Regions from separate parts of the Homo sapiens genome. Here region 2 is linked to region 1. A link is an interaction called in ENCODE POLR2A ChIA-PET data of the cell type or tissue named here. Cell type or tissue: CD4-positive, alpha-beta T cell. All regions are shown on one strand.

Region 1 (2,500 bases):
TTTCAAGGAAAGCAATTTACTTGCTGACAACTGGCTACATAGACAACACTAGTATCTTGAAGAACAAGGCTAAGTAACTTACCTTGGTAATGGAGCACTGTTTTTCCACTAATGGAACTTGGCTTTCTCCAAAATATGTATTTTTAAGTATTGCCATACTTACTTCATTTAAAAGGGTTTACTAACTTACCTGCAACATTTAAGTGGCACTATATGTGAGACCATCACTTAATATCCTATCCACCATCCGGTAAGTGTCATTTTAAATTACATTGACACTAACAAAGAAAATGCCAGTGTACATCATGTTCCTCACTCATATCTTATTTATACAATCTATGTACATATAAATTGGTGTCATTTATAATCTATACTCAAAGCTGCTTACTAGATCAAATTAACCCAATGACAGTAAATGAAATTATCTGCTCTCTTTGGTTCCCTGATGTGAAATGCTTATAAATCCAAACGTTAAATCTTTAAAGCGATCAGAAGCTCTTCTTCTTAAGTTTCTCAAACGGGTCCTTTCTTCCTCTTGCTCTACCCTCCCCACCTCCTGTAAAGTAGTTAGCAGTATAACTATAAATAACTGTTTGTGTTTATAAGGAGGCTGCTAGTTAGAAACAGATCTGTCAGAAATCCTTATTTAAATCATAGAGCTCTTTCGCACTATGTATAATCAATTCTAATTATGTTGTTTAGTGTAGATACTAATTTATTACATTTTATGAAAGCCTTGTAGAGGGCCACACCACAGACTTAAAAGTACACTTAAGAGTTAATTTCAGGAGACTAATCTGGAAATTGCAAAGACAAGTAATAAAAAAGAAAAAGGAATCACAAACACAAATTCTGAAAACACCTGACAGGTTCAGGACTTGTGTAAATGGTATGGTCAAGAAAGGCCAACAGGACGAGGAAAGGTTTTGTCTTCCCCTTTATCACTGGATTCTAGATGTCAATTAAAATTAAAAAGCAAATCTTGATCCACTGTATTATCTATATTGGATTACTTCACATGAATAGTTGAGCATTTTTAAAAAGTTAACAATTGGCCAGGCACAGTGACTCACACCTCTAATCCCAGCACTTTAGGAGGCCGACGTGGTTGGATCACTAGAGATCAGGAGTTCAAGATCAGCCTGGCCAACATGGTGAAACCTGGTCTCTAATAAATATACAAAAATTAGCTGGGCATGGTGGTGCACACCTGTAATCCCAGCTACTCAGGAGGCTGAGGCAGGAGAATTGCTTGAACCCGGGAGGTGAAGGCTGCAGAGAGCTGAGATCCCACCACTGCACTCCAGCCTGGGCAACAGAGTGAAACTCCGTCTCCAAAAAAAAAAAAAAAAAAAGTAACAATTTTCTTCTAAAGACAAAACTGAATAGGCCTAATTTAGATCTCTATATTCTCTGCTCTACTCTTCTGTACCTTTAGAACTGTTTGAGAGAAAACTTCAAAAGGGAAACAGGGACTCCACAGCTTTACATGCAGTGAACAGGAAATAAGACCCGAACAACATGCATATATTACAAGAGCTCATAAGCTGCACACGCCATAACAAACACTGGCCTAGAAGACTCACTTACAAAAGCTGGCACATATGCACATGTGCACACTCACACACTTGGCGTACAGCTGCCAGAACCCAGCTCTTCATTGTATTCCCTGAAGTTCCCAAGTTAAAAGCACAGTCTTTAGAGGTAGAGACAGGGCCTTTCCTTAATTATGGTCACGGTACTAAGTAATAAACATATGAATTCAGAATGTGAAATGCTTATACCTTTTCCTCAATTAATGAAAGAACTAAAAACAGAGTATTACAAACACACAGTTTACTTATTCACAGGCACTAGTCTCATGCCTAAGGTGGCATTAAGGATTTATAATGAATAGAAGGGAAACAGATGGCATTTTCTGCTATTATTCACCAGAAGATGGCTTCTGCCTGGATAGGTTTGGAGGGAATTCAGTACACAATGAACTATGACAGGCAAAGGAGGCCTTAAACTAAGTTTTGTACAATGTGGTCAACTGATACTGTATGTTAGATTTTTCCTCCAAGTATGTTTTCAATAAGAGTAACACTTGTCATTTGGACATAACTCTACAATTTACCAAGTGCTTTCATGCAAACATTTTGTCTTGCTTGAACTCACAACAATCCAATGATGTGCACAGAATCCATCACTTTCATTTTAAAGATGAAATAACTCAAGCATGAGACATTGGTTAACTGCCCAAAGCCACAGAGCTAGCAAGCAATGCAGACAAGTTTTTGCAGGGTAAGGCATCAAAGGAGGGAGAGAAGCTTTCAGAGAACAGAGAGCTATGGTCCCTCATGGATCTAGAAATATATATATATATATATATATATATATATATATATATATATATATATATAATGGAAACAGAATTATTCCATTGTTTCTCATGTTTATATCTTAAAAGGTTAATGAAGATATTCTTATCCAGTAATCAACTGCCACCCACCCACCA
Region 2 (2,500 bases), 120 kb after region 1:
CAAATCTCATATCGGTGCTTGATACCAGCTTGAGCTTTCTTTATGGTTCAAACCAATAGGACAATTTGCTGAGGCCTAGGAGCCTCCCCTCCAGAGAATCCCTGATCTCCCAAAATTTGGTCAAGTTCTAAAGTTTATTTTGCTGTACAATTCTTTTTTTGCAGTCTTACTTGCTTCCAACAAGGAATGCAAGTTTTCCTGCTTCTAGGATGATGGAAGGCACCTAACTCCTTTCTGGAGTTTGAGCTCATTTCTAACAGGGAAGGCAAGTTTAAATTCTTTCCTGCTTCTAGGATGGTAGAGAGCAATCTTCTGCCTAAGACCTATCTCTAGTAAGTAGCTGAATTGGGGTTTTGTCTTAGCTGAAGTTAAGATTAACAACCAGCTGTTCCTAATTTCTCCTTACTATTAAAGTGCTCAGTAATCATGTTGTTAGGGTTTTTTTGGTTGTTGTTCTGATCTTTCTCCCATCAGATTTGACCAGCTCTACCTGACTTGGTCAAATCTGAATGAGAATTCTAAATTATGGGTAACAAGACCTCTCTGAATTGGCTAAAATTTCTCACAGCTGCAAGAGAGGGGAAAAAAAAACACAACATGCACGTTTGCTATCCTTGCTTCCTGTCTTAAAAACTTTTTTTCTTTCGTTTACTTTTCTTCCGCCCTATACCTCCTTCCCCCTTCACTATCTTTAGTACCAATAAAAACCTAGAGGAGGCTTCCAATGACTCAAACCCCTTAAAGTATTCAGAACAAAGGCACCACCCGCCCCTTTTTGGGGTGTTCCATTTTCTTTGTGGAGTTTCAAGAGTCATGAGCAGATTCTTCTTAGGTCTGAAGCTCTGCTCTCCTGTATTGTAAGACCTGACCTCTTTGGCTTTTGGGGGTACCAGAGATTACCTTATACCGGGAGAGGATTTGACCTTAGTGTGTATAATGGTGGATGAGAGTACAAAGTTAGAGGTGGCTGAGGACAATTTACAGGAAGTGGTCTTAGCTGTTTTTTTTTTTTTTTCTCCTAGGAAGTTATTGTTTAGGACCCTAATTCTAGTTCAGAGGTACATTCTAAAGGGTGTCTTCTCCATTGCCTTTCCTCCTGAAATTAATCTCAATTGGCTAGTGTGAGCATTTTGCATGAGGAATTGAACTATTGTTTTCACAGATAAATGGGAGAATGAGTTTCCTCAGCTTCAAAGAGAAAGGGCATTTTGCACCTCCCAGCTGAAAGGTGCCCCTGGGTGACTGGAGGGCAAGTGGGAGTGTCTTGGGGGGTTGACCCCCCCATGACATGCAGCAACCCTACAGGGAACCCCCAACAAAATTAGTTTAAAAAGCCTCATTCAGGAAGTGCATATAGGAGCTGGTCACCCTGCATTTTGATTTTGAGCCTCTTGGAGGTGCTAGAACTACACAGAGAGAAACTGAGACACGTAAGAGGGTGGAAATGGCTCAGTGGTGACACACTGTAGAGTCTCACCCGCAACCAGCACACTTTGACACACTCCACTAAAATGCTAGGCCACAGCTCAGTTCGTCCCTTAAAATAAAAAATAAATAAATAAAAAAGGCCGGGCACGGTGGTTCATGCCTGTAGTCTCAGCACTTTGGGAGGGATCATGAAGTCAGGAGTTCGAGACCAGCCTGGCCAACATGGTGAAAACCTGTCTCTACTAAAAATACAAAAAAACTAGCTGGGCATGGTGGCACGCACCTGTAGTCCCAGCTACTCAAGACGCTGAGGCAGGAGAATCACTTGAACCCAGGAGGTGGAGGTTGCAGTGAGCCGAGATTGTACCATTGCACTCCAGCCTGGGCAATAGAGGGAGACTCCGTCTCAAAAAAAAAAAAAAAAAAAAAAAAAAGGGTGGGAAACAAATAATCTAAGAATAAGGAAAAACAAGGAGAATGACCCTCTTTCAGGCACTCTGTTGGTTTTATGGTGCCTCTTCTTGCAAGTATTTTTGTAAAATGAACATATATGGTATTTTCATGCACAATTACAGCAAGAAAAATTCAGAGCCCAAAAGTCGATCTGCAACTATAAAGTTCCTAAGTTCTCTATCTCTCTGCTTTCTTCTCTGCCTCTGCCTGCTTTAAGTCTGCTGTTACATTTCTCCTGAGATAAAATCCACTGTTTGCATCCAGACATTTATTTTTGTTATTGTTTCTGCAGGACAATGTGTTTGTATTAATATTTCATGGCTAGAGTTCTGAAGTAAAAGCTATAGGATTTTTGGTTGTATGAGTATGTATGTGTGTGTTTATGTGTACATACACATTTTGTTGTGTTTTTCGCTACAAGGTATGACAATGGCTTAAAGAGTACTCATAAATTAAATGATAAACCCAAATGCTTTTCAAGTTCACACGACTTAAGTCTTTAATAAGCTAGTTTTAAAATTACTGGTAAAGCAATATTAGAAATGTCTTAAGAATTGCCAGCATACATTTTTGTTTGCATTTATTGATCAAGCAATTTCATACTTATCCCTGCCAAATA

Evidence for each region. ChIA-PET counts read pairs that join two places held together with the same protein. Peaks named below come from ENCODE experiments on the same cell type or tissue, not always from the same donor. Only the 100,000 strongest peaks of a DNase experiment are listed, where the experiment ranks them.
Region 2: POLR2A ChIA-PET joins it to region 1 with 16 read pairs; 12 of 35 experiments call an interaction of 5 or more read pairs at or near these places.

Annotation. Positions count from the first base shown.
Region 1 is chr9:99,134,708-99,137,207 of GRCh38, reverse strand. The region is part of intron 3 of TGFBR1 (transforming growth factor beta receptor 1); the gene reads right to left. Among named protein-coding and RNA genes, the nearest start is that of TGFBR1, 31 kb to the right of the region's middle. In CD4-positive, alpha-beta T cell, no CTCF peak of the experiment used is centred here; DNase peaks (open chromatin) are centred at 1,507 and 2,237; H3K27ac peaks cover 802 bases.
Region 2 is chr9:99,012,066-99,014,565 of GRCh38, reverse strand. The region is part of intron 9 of COL15A1 (collagen type XV alpha 1 chain); the gene reads right to left. Among named protein-coding and RNA genes, the nearest start is that of COL15A1-AS1, 69 kb to the right of the region's middle. In CD4-positive, alpha-beta T cell, no CTCF peak of the experiment used is centred here; a DNase peak (open chromatin) is centred at 1,325; H3K27ac peaks cover 988 bases.